2 separate regions of the Homo sapiens genome follow, and region 1 is linked to region 2. Evidence: chromatin loops called from intact Hi-C (ENCODE). Cell type or tissue: K562. All regions are shown on one strand. Links, peaks and the distances in the headings refer to the core of each region. The heading gives the core; the rest is flanking DNA. Region 1 overlaps TNIK (TRAF2 and NCK interacting kinase). Region 2 overlaps TNIK (TRAF2 and NCK interacting kinase).

The links. A loop is a pair of places that touch in the nucleus more often than their neighbours do. Peaks named below come from ENCODE experiments on the same cell type or tissue, not always from the same donor. Only the 100,000 strongest peaks of a DNase experiment are listed, where the experiment ranks them.
Region 1: a loop joins it to region 2, with 1.9 times the contacts of the local background. A loop is called at or near these places in 8 of 110 quality-filtered maps.

Annotation. Positions count from the first base shown.
Region 1 is chr3:171,449,016-171,457,359 of GRCh38, forward strand. All of the region lies in intron 1 of TNIK (TRAF2 and NCK interacting kinase), which reads right to left. It overlaps LOC124906303 (a long non-coding RNA gene), which reads right to left. Exons shown (of 2, transcript XR_007096168.1): 2 at 1-1,525. Among named protein-coding and RNA genes, the nearest start is that of TNIK, 7.2 kb to the right of the region's middle. In K562, for the core only: a CTCF peak has its summit at 4,395 (motif pointing left); a DNase peak (open chromatin) is centred at 4,426; H3K4me3 peaks cover 194 bases.
Region 2 is chr3:171,370,334-171,378,677 of GRCh38, forward strand. All of the region lies in intron 1 of TNIK (TRAF2 and NCK interacting kinase), which reads right to left. Among named protein-coding and RNA genes, the nearest start is that of TNIK, 86 kb to the right of the region's middle. In K562, for the core only: no CTCF peak of the experiment used is centred there; a DNase peak (open chromatin) is centred at 4,648.

The DNA of each region.
Region 1 (8,344 bases), core at 177-8,176, 79 kb after region 2:
TCTTGTGTTAGTTTGCTGAGAATGATGGTTTCCAGCTTCACCCATGTCCCTGCAAAGGACATGAACTCATCCTTTTTTATGGCTGTGTAGCATTCCATGGTGTATATGTGCCACATTTTCTTTATCCAGTCTATCATTGATGGGCATTTGGGTTGGTTCCAAGTCTTTGCTATTGTGAACAGTGCCATAATAAACATACATGTGCATGTGCCTTTACAGTAGAATGAATTATAATCCTTTGGGTATATACCCAGTAATGGGATTGTTGGGTCAAATGGTATTTCTGGTTCTAGATCTTTGAGGAATCGCCACACCGTCTTCCACAATGGTTGAACTAATTTACACTCCCAACAGTGTAAAAGCGTTCCTATTTCTCCATGTCCTCCCCAGCATCTGTTGTTTCCTGTAATCTGTCTACCTTTTAAGTTTAAATTCCCCATGAAAAAGAGTTTTAAAAGTTATGCCATAGAAAAAGATTAATAGCATGAGAAAAGGCTAATTATTAGGTTTAAAAAATAGGTTACATATAATATGTACAATATTATCTCCACTTTAAAAAAAATCTATTTATCCATGCATAGGAAAAAACTACTAAGCCATACACCAAAGTGCATATGTGGTTATCATTAGGAATCATAAGTTTAAATAATTTGAGAATTCTTTTTATTTTTTCTCCATTTTCCAAATTTTCTGCACTGACCATGCAGAAACCATTGCAATGACCATTGCTTTTACAATGAGAACCAGAAAAGCCTTTTAAAAATTAAACAAAATTTTTGGGAGGCCAAGGAGGGTGGATCACCTGAGGTCACAAGTTCGAGACCAGCCTGGCCAACATGGTGAAACCCCGTCTCTACTATAAGTATAAAAATTAGCCAGGTGTAGTGGTGGGCACCTGTAATCCCAGCTACTTGGGAGGCTGAGGCAAGAGAATTGCTTGAACCCAGGAGACGGAGGTTGCAGTCAGCCAACACGGTGCCACTGCACTCCAGCCTGGGTGATGAAGTGAGACTCCGTCTCAAACATAAAAAAAAAATTAAACAAATTTTTAACAACTCAGCAGGCTTAGTCTGCTTTCTTTCACAGTCTGCATTTTTTGGGCCCTGGAGCCCCAGGAGTCTTCGTAGCTTCCCACTCAGGTTAAGATACAGCACATATTTCCAGCTTCTACAGGTGGCCTCTTTGCACATAGAATCGTAACCTTTATTTTCAACATCTGAAGCATTGCTACTTATCTATATTGATTAACTTAGCTGAGTTCTCCTCTACCATCTAATTAGATTTGGTTTCTTCACAGTGGAGCACAGGCTATCTTCAGTGTGTTCCGTACATACAAGCAACTTTATAACCATCTTTGTATCCATACTTTGTTAGACTGGTTTTTGTGTTGTGGGAATGACTGATTCACTAAGATGTCCAGGATGTTGGCAATCCAGTTGAGGGACGTGGTATAACGGGACCCAGCACTGCATTCGAATTTCATCCTTGGACAAGACAAGTAACTTCTCTGACCCCAAATTTCTACCTACAAAAGAGGTAAATTGGATCACCAATCACCAAGCCCTAGGCAGACAGATAGATAAGTAGATATATAGACAAAGATATGCAAACACAATCCCCCTTTACTTTTCATTTTAGCCTTAACATGGTTTTATGGCTTTATCCTATTTATGCCTTTTATCAGAAGGTGCCACAACTTACTTTTTGGAGGTATGAGGTGTAATAAATAAATAAGATCCCTTTTAAATGAATGAATTAATTGCATTCACACAATTGATATTTATTCAATCAACATTTATCATGTGCCAGACACAGTTCAAAGCACCAGGAATGTGGTGCTGAACATGCAGGCAAGATCCCTATTCTCACAAAACTTATTAGGCTCCAGTTGGGACAGCCAGATTTTTAAAAAATTCAGATAGTCACGACTGCCTTAAAGATAATAAAGCACTGAATTGGACAGTTTCAGGGTGGAAGGGAGTGTTACTTTACAGATATATTGCAAAGAAAGCCTCTCTGTTTAGTAGGGAGCCTCTAAGAGGGCCCTCAGTGACTTCTGCCTTCTGGTGTTAGTTAATATTCTTGTGTAGTCCCCTTCGAAATGAATAGGGCTGACTTGGGTAGCCAACAGGGTATTGCAGAAATGATGGTGTGTGATTTCCAAGGCTAGGTCATAAAAGACATAGTGGCTTCTGCTCTGCTTTCTTGATTCCTCTATCTGGTAAAAGTGGGCACGATGTTATGAGGATGCTCAAGCAACCAATGGAGCCACCTACGTGGGGAGGAACTGAGGCCTCCTGCCAACATCCAGCACCACATAAGTAAATCATCTTGGAAAGAGATCCTCCAGCTCCAGTCAAGCCTTCAGAAGATAGCTCACCTTGCCAAAATCTTCCTGCAACCTCAGGAGATACCTCATGCTAAAACCACCCAGGTAAGCCACTTCTGAATTCCTGGCCCACAGAAACTGTGAGATATAATAAATGGTTATTGTTGTTTAGGCCACTAAGCTTGAGGGTAGTCTGCTATGCAGATACATAAGTAATAATACAGGCAGCATCTCACCTTAGACCTAAATAATAAGATGGAGCCCTCCATGTGAAATTTCTGACACGGAGAACTACAAGAATGAGCTTGGCATATTCACAAAACAGAAAAAAATCAGTGTGGCTAGAGTGTAGTAAAAGACAAGTGCAGGCTCTCTTCTCCATCCAACCATGGGTGTAGAAACCATGCCAATGTTGTCTTCAGCTCAGCCCCAGCAACTAGTAGCACCCAATAATCAGGTACTGAATGAATATATACACAAACAAATAAATGAATGAATGCTGGATACCATGTGCATTTCTTCCCCTACAGTTAATCACATTTCACAGAATCACAGAATACTGGGCCTGAATTTACCCTGCACCCAAACTTGCACCTTCTAATACACTAATCAAACAAATGTTTGTAACATATGCAATGTATTGTTAAAGTCTACAAATTTCCTACTTGATGCATACTGCCAAGGTTCTAATTTCACTAACTAGAGAGACAGCACTTTAAAATCTAGGGTTACTTCAGAGTCTAAATCCGGGTATCCAGCAGCAACACTGTAAGGGAGTACCCAGCGGAAGTCACAGTCAGCCCTTCGTCCTATCACTCGGTCTTCAAAAACTAGAACAACACTTTAAATTATAAATCAGAATCTGACAGCTGGAAAAAAATAGCTCATTTAAAAATTAGAAAGGGATGTTACGTTCAGTGGCAATTCCCAGCTCATTGAGGTGCACAGTTTGCAATCTCTTGGTATCTCCAACAGATAGAATAAGAATCCATGGCTATTTAAATGCCCTCAGTCCTGCCTCTAGTTCCCTTACATATTCCAGGAATATGCATCCCAGCAATACAAATTGCTGGAAGTCACCTCCAGCAATTTCTAGTCCAAACCACTCATCTTACATGTGACAAAACTGAAGCTTAGAGGGCAAGGTGTCAGAGCCAGCTTTATGACGCTGGGCTCTAACTCCCAGCTGTGTGCCTCATTAAACCTCACCATCTCCCAAACTCTCTCTACCCGCTCACTGCCAGCTCTGTCAAGATAAAAACTCAACGTTGTCTTCCAGTGGGCCACCCCAGAAGCACACCCTTTCCCGCCCATCTATTACTGTTTAATCAAAACAGCAGTCATAAGTATTATCCGATTGTTGAAATAATTGAAACACACTCCAAACACACACACACACACACACACACACACACACACACACACACATACGCCTTGCAATTCTAACCCATGGTATTTTAAATCTCTCAAAACTTAGAATAAGACAATGGAGAGAACACTTTCCTTGGCAGAAAAATTCTAGAAATAGGAATACCTACCCAGGACCAGGCATAGTATTTCTCGTAATTGGTGCCCCCGGAATTGTACTCTATGTAATTAGCATCCACTGGAATTGTACTCTACATAAAAAGTGTCCCCAGGAGTCATGCAACCTAGACTATAATGTAATTCATGATCCCTGAAATTGTGCCATGGTCAGCAACAGGCCCCACCTTTCTGAGGTTTCTATACTCTCTCTACATAGCACCACCTCCAGCCCTTCTAAAAGGGTTGCACAGTATATATTTTGTTAATTCAAAATTTATTTGTTGAACGAACGCCTGCTGTGTAAAGAAAACTGGTGAGGATCCCTAAGAAAATCAAACGTTGCCTCTAAAAAGGAATTGTCTAGTAGTGAATATAATCCAAGACAGAAAGTTCTGAGTGTTATGAAAGAGGTGTGAGGTCAGTTCTGAGACAGTCTATGAGTGGGAGGGACAACTTGAGAGAAATCAGAGACTTCTGTGGAAAAGGTGGTCTGCGAATGTTCAGCGTTGGGGCAGTAGGTACAGAAAGGAGACTAAGACAGAGCGCCCCCTACAGAGCATCCATGGGGGAATGAAATTGTTCCCTGCCGCAATGGGGGAGTGGTCGTCAAAACTGCAGAGCTCGGTGGGAGGCCCCTCTGAATTGCCGCTGGTCTTAACATGCTAAAGAGTTTAGTTTTCAGTCTGTAGACTAAGGAGACAGAGAAGGCCTTGAATAAAAACAACCAGATTGAAACTGTGCGTTTGGAAGACTCACGTGGCTACAGTGTACGAGAAACCAGTCAGAAGAAGGCTGGTGGTAGAGACACAGGAGGAGGGGAGGTCCTGTTGCGGGTGTTGCCCAGGGGACAGTAACTACAGCACTTGCAGGGAACAGTGGAGACAAGGGGACCCATATGATAAACATTAAGGGAAGAATTTTAAGTTGGGGTGATATAAAATGTGTTTTGAGAAACTGAGGGCACCCCCATGAGACAACCAGGACATGTAAAAAAGAGTGGATAGAATCATGTTTCTCTAAAGGGAAATAAGCTTCCAACCAGACTGGAAGGAATCACAAGCGGAATTCATCCAACATTTTCTACTTAAGTCCTCCCTCTCTCTCCACTAGAGACCTTATATTTATATGTGCAGAATAACATTTCATTCAAAAAATATCATTAAGATTTTCTTAGAATTCTCAGCACACTGCTAACAAACCAGTTTAGGCCCTGTTCTCAGAGAGCTACTTCCCCCACAGAAATGTAAGAATCAATTTGACATTAAAGCATCTTTCAGACTCAAGTTACTCCAGATTCTATCAGGAAGGGAATCAGAGACTGGTTGTGCTCAGCTGGGCATGGCGGCCATGATTCAATCACAGGAGCGCCTGGCTGGGTGGACTTTAGAACCACTATCACTGAGAGAAGGAATGGCGTCGAAACAAGAAGGGCACGGAAGATTAATTCCAGGGCAGAGACACAGAAAGAAGAAAGGCCGAACGGGCAAGACTCGAAATTATAAGATATCAAAGAGTTTTACAGATAAGGGGGAAAAAAGGAATATTTCCTGAAAGAAATGTACTGGGTACTCTCTCATCAACAAAATATTACATGACCTCCTAAGTAGATAATTATGCAAACAGCAAACCATGACTTACACTGGCTTTTGTACTAAAGATTACTCCAGTTAATAATGAATAATGAAAATGATTATGCATATTTCTCTGATGTTCTGATAAATACCAGCACACCCTACTTTTTATGAGGCAATGCCATTGTAAAGAAAACACCTGTTTAGTATCTCTGAAAAATAAAAAGAATATCTAATGAAAAAATTGCCATGCTGTTATCATTTTGAGATACTGTTATCAACTCATGCAACTTTACTAAAATCTCATTTTAGACCAAATTTAATTAAGTGCTCTGGAGTAATGAACTAATAATGTTTCGAGATTTCTTTGAGCCCCATGAGACCTCTCACCAGAAAGTTTTAAATACTGGGCCATTAGTGTATCATTTTATGTGTCCACTCTATCTCCCAAGGGAAAAGATAAAACTTTAGGAAGGCACAGTCATGATCAATGTGTTTGTATTTGAATAATCGGTAATACATAAAGAGAGAAAACTTTTTTTAAAAAAGAAGGTTTTAATGAACAATGCTGATAGTTGATACTAGTTTAGAAATATGTTAATCTCCAAAAAACTTCAGGGCTGCACTTACCTCATATGTAATGAATGCTTAATACTGGGGGCGCAAAGCTCAATTCAGGCCATCAAAGAAACATACAAGGTCACATTGGTACACAAAAGGAAAAAGGCAGCTAAGGTCTGTGGAGGTACTGTTAAAAAGAGTCGGAACCTTCTGATATCTTTTTCTGAAGATTATTTTCCTTCTTTTCTTAGTCTTCTTTTTTTTTTCTTAAACAAGATGTCACTCTGTCACTGAGGCTGGAGTGCCGTGACACAATCACAGCCTCGACTTCTCAGGCTCAAACTATCTTCCCACCTCAGTCTCCCAATTAGCTGGGACCACAGGCACACACCACCACACTGACTTTTTTTTTTTTTTTTTAGAGATGGAGTCTCCCTACATTGCCCATGATGATCTGAAACTCCTGGTTTCAAGCAGTCCTCCCACTTCGGCCTCCCGAAGTGCTGGGATTACAGGTGTGAGCCACTGTGCCCAGGAAAGATAATTTTCTATTAGATAAAATCATTGCAATCAAATGTTGATGGTATCAATTTTCCCACTAAATTCTACTTAACCATGGGATAGCATATTTGTACAGTGCTGTATGGTTTTTAAAGCATTGCCTTAAATACTTTATTGATTTTGAAACCAGTATGTGAGAAAGGCAAACAGTTGTGATGATTCTTATTAACTATGGTTAAATGTCCTACCCAAAGTCACAGAGTGAATAAGAGGTGGACATAGAACTGGGGAGACAGGGTTCATTCCACTCCATTCATTCAAGCATTCATTCACGTACTCATTCATCCAACTAATGGAGACTATGGCTCCAAAGATGAACAAGATCTAGCCTCTGCCCTCAAGAAGTCCACGGTTTAGTAAAGAAGCAGAAAGGAAATCACACACCAAGTAAAACATGAGCATGAAAAGTGTAGCAAAGGGATGTATGCAAGGCTTTCAGATGAGGTCAATTCTTAAATCTGGGTTTCAATGGAGAAAGGAATGGCTAGGGAATGAGGGCTAAGGGGAAAGACAAGTGTAGATCATCTAATTTTGTTCAAATACAAAAGTGTATGTGAGTCCTGGCAGAAGCTGAGAGTATGAGGTCAGCAGCAGCCAACTCCTGGCCTTGAATGCCTTACCCTGTGGGCCAAGTTAAGGACAGCCAAGGTGCTTAGGTCCAGAAATATGCTAATCTCCAAAAAGCTTTCTGGGCTGAGCTCGCCTCATATGTAATAAAGCACACTGGTGGCAACTTTCATCTCTTTTAATACTGAGATGTCTTGAAGCAAGAATGACTCAAGCCCCAGGTTTGAATGAGTAAATTGTTTGCTGTAGCCTATGTATGTATACACACATTTTCATACACCCACGTGGATACGGTTTATATCCATAATACTACACATAATATATGTATCCACATAGATAATACAAAACATACACACAACTCTATAAACCTCACATGCAGAGCCATCTGAATAACATGTATGTTTATACTGACCCCTTGAGACATGCTCTGATGGACACAGGTTACTCAGAGAGGTTACCTGTGCAGGACAACCATGTGTCCTAGGTGATTTCAGACAGTCGTTTGCCTGCAGAGTAGGCATTGAACCAGGGCTGGACAAGATGAATTCCAAAGGTGGCCTAGAGCTCCATGGTTTCATGTATCACAAGCTTACTTGCATGAAGTAGTTTCGCCATTCTCAATAAATAAAATTCCCTGACCCTGGTGAAATTATTCCTTTCTGCTATTCTTTTGTACTCAGGCAGAAAATGTATTATTGATTTCTGATTCCACCACAGAAAGTGTGACTTAGAGAAAAGAGCACTGAATGAGGAGTCAGGAAATCTAGATTATTTCCTCAAACCACGCTCCTCGCTGTCCCCTCCCCTTGTTACTGTGTGACCTTGAACAACTTACTTCACGCCTCTGGGCTTCAGTTTCCCAAGTGTTCAATGAAAGGAGTGGCTGAGTGTTCTACAATTCTCTTTCCAGCTCTGAATCTATAAAACAATTCCAGCCCATCCCTCAAGATTTAGTTTATCTCTGAGCTCTAAAAATCAGGGCTAAAACTGGATTCAAAGTACCTATTTTCTAACCAAAGAAGATCCTGCTTCACTCACTTTTAAACCATGCAAATCTTGCATAATTTAAATGATCAGTGCTGTCATTGGTTGCTCTGGTTTAAATTATGCATTGTTGCTATTTGGGGAAAATTTAGACTGGGTCCGGTCTGGAATCACTGGCTGAGAACAATAAGCCCCCAAAGTGAGAAGGATAAAGGCCTCTCTAGACAGGATCTGCTTTTAATGC
Region 2 (8,344 bases), core at 55-8,054:
TGGAGAATTATTCAAGTTCTTACCACCAATCAGTTGTCCACTAACCCCAGGAGTCAGCTAAATGTTACAGCGTTCAATAAATATCCAAAATTACTGCTATTATAACTGAATTACTATCCCAAAAAGTTGAAAAGAAAAATCAAAGCCAATAAAATTCTATTCAGAGGCAGAAATTGACTTTCACCCCTTACTGATTCCTAACTGGACAGAAATTGCTTCTTTAAAGGCATAAATCTAGGAGTCACAAACTTAAATGTCTACAGAGGCCAGGCCAGTAACATAAACAAGTAAAGTGGTCCAGTTGGGGCCTGTGGCAAACTGGGCAACCCGAGCCTCCTTGAGGGAGGTAGGGTATGGTATGGTAGGGTGGGGTGGGGTGGAGTTTACTTAGCTGGAGCCACTTGTTGTCTTGTCAACATATGAGCACAATATTGCCAGGTCTAAAGATTTTTCAAGAGAAACTGAACATTGTATTTAATGTGAGATCTCCTATTTTTTAAGTTTTAGGCACTTAATTTAAAAAACATTCTTAGGAACAAATAAAAATAGACTGCGCCTTTGGCCTGTCTCTACTGGACACTTACATAAGAGCAATGCCATATATTATTACAATGGGTGGCTAAGAGGCAGGGAGGGAACAGCCTGAACTTCAGATTCAGAGAGACCTGGGTTAAATACCAGCTGTGCCTTGACCAGCTGTGTGATCCTAGGAGACCCCGAGAAAGCAACATATTGTCTGGGTCTGCAGGGATGACATCTACCTAGCCATGCTCTTGTGAAGAATAAGTGTGGGCTTTGCACAATGCCTTTCAAGTAGTCGGAAATCTATTAACACCTAATAGTAATCACTTTTAAGCTGAGAAATTCCACACCACCAGCAGGATTTAAATGGGGGAAGGGGAAAATGAGTTTATCTGCTATTCTGGGGAAAGGGAAAAATGAGTTTGATCTGACAAGTCAGGATGCTTTAAAGTCCAATCTGTGGTAAATCAAACTCAAGAAAAGCCCCTGCGTAGGTGCCTTCAAAGATTCCACACAGAGAACAAATAAAAACAAAAACAAAAAGCAAACAAAGCACCCAACAGATTAAGCACTTAGTCACTGAGAAAGATTGGAGTTAGCACTACATTACCTGCTCTTACAAAGCCAGAAGGGCAAGAAACCACACTCCATGCTCATGTCCTGAAAAATCCAGAAGTCCAGAAGTTCCAGTTATGCCCCACCTGGTCTGGGAGGTGTGGTTCCAGACAGAACCACAAAACCGGAAAACACTCTTAAGGGACTTAGAGCTCTGAGTCGACCAACACCCCATAGTTAGAAGACACCATCAAGGCCACCTGGGAGGCCTCAGGATCGGGAAGAAAAATTTTGTTGGTTAAACTACTAGGCCATTAGAGCAGCAGGTTTTATTACAAATGGAATTAGAAAGAAATGAGGAAAAGAAAAAAAAAGCCCATAAATGGTGGCAGCTGCTGTTTGTTTCTAAGCTGTGCTTCCCAGTAGTTTGTTTGCTTGGTGGTGTTTCTGCAACATATTTGGAGAGAAGTCCTACATTTGCTTGAAATAGCTCAATTGTGTTTTCAACATTCATTTTTCTTAACTAAAAAAAAAATAACAGAAAGAGAAGAGATACAGGACAGTGATGAGTGGCTGCCTCAAGGAACCTGGGAATCAAACAGGGATGTGAGATGAGGGCAGGAGCACAAACAGGTGCAGAGCAGGAATCAGCTTCTACATCCAAAGGTCACTCGCCTCAGGGTCCCCTCTCAGAGCTGGGGTTAGTAGGTAGGTCTCAGGAAGATCTGGACAGCTGACTTGTGAGGCTCTTTTCTCTCCTTGAATAATCTATTCTTGGGTATATGTCCCAACCAATCAAAACCAAGGAGGCTTAATGCTGAGCCTTTAGTTCAAACTGCTAGGAGAAGGTTTTTGCTGGACACATCCAAGGGCCTCAGAAGTAAAGTTCAGAGGAACTAAAGAGTTCTACTGGCAACTGGCCTTGCATAGGCAACCAAACTGGAAAGAATCATCATATCAGATGGGTTCCCCAGGAATAAAACCTGAGACTCCCTGAGATTTATACTGTGTGAGTTTATTGGGGTATGCCTCAGAATCAACACCTGCCGGGGAGTAAAGGAAGAACTGGACTGAGCCAAAGGAAGAGCTGAACTGAAATGTAGTGGTAACAAAAACTTCATCTGATCCATGGAAGTGCTGGAGCTAGGACAGCCCTGGAGAATTATCCTACCTGGAAGCATCAGGACTTTGCATCCCATCTCCATTGACTAGTCACTGCATGTGGGATGCCCCCCAATACCCGTCCCAGAGGTAACAATCTTAGGTGAACTGACACTGTTCAGCTGAGGACATTTTTCAGATGAACGTCATCCCTAGCTACCTACACTCCCAGAAGGTGGACAACTGAGTGCCTCAGCAGTGGAGAACTGAGCTCTGTGTGACATACCACAACATACACTACAAGCACCATGGCTAGAAATAAGAACCAGTCTGGAATCAAAAGAGAAGTCTATAAGCATCTACAGTCTACAGTATCCTGAGAGTAACAAAGCAAAATAGCATGAGTCATGGTATTTGCAAGGAGGGGGCTCTTTGAAACCCTAGATATGGAAGTCAGAGGTATTATTCAGTGACACCTCAGTACTGACCCTAGGCTCTCTTCTCTCTTTCCCCCAATCCAAGCGCCTGGAGAGCTGAATGTTTGTGAATAGTCTTTCACACAAATGCATTTCATCATTAGTTACATCCTTGTAGAATTGTGATACAGCTTGAACAGTATAAGCATTTAGCTGTTTTCTCCATTCTAGAGTACCTCTAAAGTAATTTCCCCAAAAGGTCACCATGAACCTCAATTTCTTACACATAGTGGTTGCTTCTCAGTCCTGTCCTAGTTGTCCCTTTTGAGGCATTTATACTCCTGAGCATCACTACTCCTGTTGAAAATATATCCCTCCACCATCTTCTATCATACCTCTTAGTCTCTCTCACAGATTCTATAATATTTCTTCTGCTCACACCTTCTAGGTACCTTCCCCTAAGTTTCCACCCTTGTCCACCACTCCCCTAATTTTGTTCACTAAGTGTCAATGATCTTATCTCCAAATGTCCACCATATCCATCTACTCCACTCCATTCACACAACAGGCTTCATCATCTTTTTCTGGGACCATTTGCTTTTAGTTAATTCTTTCTTCCTTCTAAGCTATTCTCCATACTGATCTTTCTAAAACAGACATTTCTAATCATGACACTCCATGATTTAAAATAATACAAGATACGGTTCAAACTGAAAGTCAAGGTCATGTCATTCTTAGGCCTGGCCTCGATTCCCAGCCTTGTGTTCCATCATTCTGTACTATAACCAACACATGTCCCTCATGTCCCTAACATACCACACTCAGCTCTTGGTTCATACTGCCCATCTGCCAAGATTATTCCTTCTGCTTTCTTTATGAGGCAAGCCCATCCTTGAAAGCCCAGCTTGCTGCCTCCTTTCTGAAGCCCTTCTTAAATCAGCGTCACTGCCTCTCTCTCTCTGCAGCCGCAATATGTTGTGCACAGCTCTATGATAACCATTTTCACATAGTGCTAGCCTCTCTTACATTTCTCTCCCTTGATGAATTACAAATGCCTCAAGAGCAAGCACTGTAACATATTTATCTTGGTATTTCCAGCACTTAGCATGCTGTCCAATACATAACTGCTAGATATAACTATTTACTGAATAAGGTTGATGTCCCACTCCCAATTCTTCAAGACATGTATAGTGCAAATCACAAAAAATGGGATCAGAATGTAGAGCCAAAGGTCTAGCAAACTTACATCATTTCTTTTAAATCTAGACAAGTTGTTTTACCACTGTGCCCTCTATCCTCCTTACCCCAATCCCAAATGGACAAAACTGTCACATGTAAAAGCCCCTGTAGTATTCCCAGCTTAAAAAAATAAAATCCATAGAGCCTGTTGTAGTAAACTGTGCCTCACGTGCATTGAGAAGACAGGCTGTCAGAATGTGGCCAACAGAATGTGCAGCAAGGAGAGGAAGCTGTACCTAATAATCATGTTACAAAGACAGGAAAGCTAAGAGATAAGAAATCCACTTAATTCTCCCTCTTGTGTTTGCTTAGCTGCTCTTAAAGCCAGGATGAGCAGCATGGAAGAAAGTTACATACACCAAGGAGAAAAGAGCAAATCATTGACATTTACCAAAGTCAAGAATCCCTGTTGGCCACACATGCCTTTATTCAGATCTTAACCTTTGCTGGGAGGGTGAGAAGAGAATTTAATTCTAAGGTAGAGTAGTTTACATTATTTCATAATGAAATATAACTACATATCAAAAGGTAGACTATTCCTTGAAAGAAAATGTAATTTTTCAGCCAGTACTGATAAAAGCAAACTTGGTTAGTCATGACAATAAAAATTACAGTAATAGTGAACATTTCATGAGGACTTATGTGTCAGAAACGATTCTAAGCATTTTTCATGAATAGCTCATTTATCACAGCTTTATCAAGTGGATGCTATCATTATCTTTGTTTTACAGATTAGGAAATGGAGGCACGGAGGGATTAAATGCTTAGTCAGGGTCACACTACTAATGAGCGGCAGAGCCAGGATGTTGACTCAGATGGTCAGACTCCAAACCTTGAGTTCCTAATCACTATATCATAGCTTCATGGAACCATAATCCCCAGCCCTTGGTTTACCACCTGGTAGCTCTCTAACCTTGAGCCAGTTTCAGAACTGCATTGAACCTCAGTTTCCTCATCTTTAAAATGTGGACAGGATTACCTCCCTTGGGAGATACAATGAGAACTGTGAGTGTCTAGACTAGCTTGGGGCCTGATATGTAATAGGACTTTAATAAATATTCATTTTCTTCCTCCCTTTTCTTTTTCATCTTTGAAAATGAGTTCATGTAATAAACAAAGAATATGCCACAGTAAAATTCAGTCCGCATTTTATAGATTTTCAACTAAAAAAGCCAATAAAACTAATCTGGCCAGTAAACGAAAACCTATTGCTTTTCAACCAATAATATTACCCACCACATGCTTAGCAAACAGAGTCAGGTATTTATGGACAAAATGTATGTCTCTTTAAAAATTAGTTAGACAATTGAGAAGGCGCATTAAGTTTTGGGGGTTCCTTGGATGTTGAAATAAATACTCTTTCTTTCAGCTGATGAAATTTAGATGGCATTGGCAGGCTCAAGCCCAGCTTCACAGCAGAGAGGAGAGATTTAAGATCTAGGGTTTGATATTCCCTGCCACTAGGTTATGCTTTAATTCCTCCAGGTCCTCTGAATGATACTGGATTTATAAGAACACTAAATAACACCACTGGGCTAAATCCCAAAGATTGAAAAAGGCAAACTTAAGTCTGTAACTAGGATGACTATTTCCTTCACATCATAAAAGATGATACATATTCTTTCCAATGCCTCCCCACTTCTTTGAAAATGAAATTGACACGGATCATGAGCAAATGGCCTACACAGACTCTAGACACCCCTCCTCCAAAACGCCTCTTAAAGACACAGCCGTTCTGTGACAGAATCTTTTACTTGAGGCCACCAGTCCTCTGGCAGGGTAAAATACACCCAACAGAATACGGATGGCTGATAGTGCTCCCAGAATGACTGCTACCCCCGGATTCCCTATTGACATCTGCCAAACGACTGTGCTTACTCTAAACTTACGGGCCTTAAGAAGACCAAAATGTTATTTCTTTTAGAACCATATTTAGCAGCTGTTTTGTTTGGTTTCAGCCCTAACTGACAAGCATATGCTTACAAAAGCAAAACAGAACAAAGAAAACAGGAACAGTAGGAGAACTCTCCACATTTATCTTGAGGCTTCAGGCTTTTCAACATCATCTTCGAAAGTACAGCATTAGGAAACTGTGCTGACTCAACAACCCCCAGATTCTAGTTTATGCTGCACTCACAGCCAGGCAAGTTCCCTCAAAGGTAATTTTTTACTTTAACTTCCCCTCTTCTAAAGCAGTAGAGGTTTGCAGAGTCAAAGGTCTTGCTTTACACAGTAAGATTTATTTAATCCCTGACTGCTACCTGGCACCCTCCCTCGCCACCTACTGTGTGTTATACACTGTCCAAGGTAGAGGCAGTGGGGTACATGGCCCCTGCTTCATGGTGCTTCCAATCTAAGGAAGGAAGCAGACATGAGCAACTTACTACACGTACATAGTGATTAGATCATCATAACGACAAGCAGCATATGAGAAAAGGTGCTCCAAGAGTATTGATCCAGGAGATCTGGAATATAGCCCAGAAGCATATCTTCATTAACCTGCTGGCCCAAAGAAGTCATCTCAACTGGAATAGATAATTCAAGTAAAAAACATAAATATATACAGATAGATAGATAGATGATAGATAGATAGATAGATAGATAGATAGATAGATAGATAGATAGATGAGAGAGATATGGCTATAGGTAGGTAAAATACTGATTGTTGATTTTTCTTACTTGATCATCAGTGTAGGACAAATTAAACTATGCAAACCTATCACAGGACTGGTCCAAAACAATTAGGGTTCAAGTCTGGATTCCACTCCTTACTAGAGTTCTTTCACCCCTCATATTCCAGTTTTCTTCATCTGTAATTTGGGAAAGTGCCCTTTGGCCTGCATTTTTACAATGTCGCATCCTGCGTATGAATGTTCTAGGTAACTCCCCAGCTCCCTGTGTCAAGCATCGTCTTTTGGGAAGGGCTGTCCTGAGTGTAGGCTGATTCCAGGACACAAACTGCTCCGATAGAGCTGTTCCTGGCTAGTGTTGGTATCCTCTTACTAATACCAGCTCCTCAATGATCAGCTGGCTACTGGCAGAACACAGCCAAACCTCCAGGAACTAACCCTCGATACTGGTAGCTTCCAGTTTGGCTTTCATCTCTCAGAACAGGGAGACTGGAGCCTCCTCACCTCCTGTTTGGTTTGCAGTCTGCTTAGTTTCACCTGCTAATGTGCAGCAGCCAGCAGTGACACTGCTTTAGATCACCCTCCCCGCTCAGCTGCTTCACTCAAGACCCTGCAGCTCCAGCCTGTCCTCACAAAGTCGGCCTTTAGAACTGGATTTGAAACATCACTCCTCGGATTAATCACTGCAAAACCTTAAGCTATACAATAAGCTATAATAGGCATTATCGTTGTCATTGGGATAGGCCATAGCCTAAATGCTTTTCATACATTTTCATATTTCTTCCTTATGCAACCTGAGAAATAGGTATTACTAACCCCAATTTTCAGATGATAAAACTAAGGCGTCAAGGAATTAAGTAACTTGCCCAAGATTAAACAGTAAGTGGTAGAGACAGCAGCCAAGACCAGACTGTAAAGTAAAGGTAAAAATACCTGTCATGGAAGATGGTTCTGAGAATCCAAAACAACATATATAAAGCATTTAGCACAATGCATGGCAGTGCTTAATAAATAATGGCTACAGACATACTGCTCTTGCTGGTGGTATTAAGAGAAGTTTCCCAAGGTGATGACAACATTGGTTCATAGTAGAGCCAGGATTCAAATCCAGGTATTTTGAATCCAAGTCCATTATTACTCATTTCTCTACAAATGGCCAATGCTGAAATTAACCTGGGGTTACGGGGATGCTGAAGGCCTTGTGGGTTAACAATAGAGCCAGAGAATGGGCAGTGACCTCAGGACAGGAAACCACAATGAGCCAAATGGCTGGGAGCATAGAAGTTTTCTATACCATGGTTGCTTGGTGTCCCTGCCTCTTATCAGAGCCAGAAGCCCCAGAGAGGGAGAGCAAACAGGCTCTCAGATTTCTATCTAAAGCTAGTTTCTTTTTTTCCTACTTTGCCATTAGCTAGGATGAATGCTAATTACTTTAAGCTAACCAATTAATTGACAGTGAGAGGCGGTATAGCATAATAGTGAAAACCACAGACTCTACAGCCAAAAGCCTGAATCGAATCCCAGCTTCACCATTTTCTAGCCATATGACTTTGGGCATGTTATTTAATCTTTCTATGCCTGTTTCTTCAACTATAAAATACTGATAATGGTAGTACCCACTTTGCTGGATTACTTGATATAATAATTAATATATATAAAATGTGTAAAGCAACATCTAGCATATTGTAAGTGCTTAAAAAGTGTTCGCTAAAAATTCTTTACTCAAGAAAGAATAATTTCTTTACTCCAAGAATGAATAACTCTTATTGGTTTTGTCCACTGCAGTATCTCCAATACCTCGATCATGACTGGGACATCAGAGATATTCAATAAATATTATCTGGATGGAGCAAGTCCTCACATCACCACTTCTTCCACCGA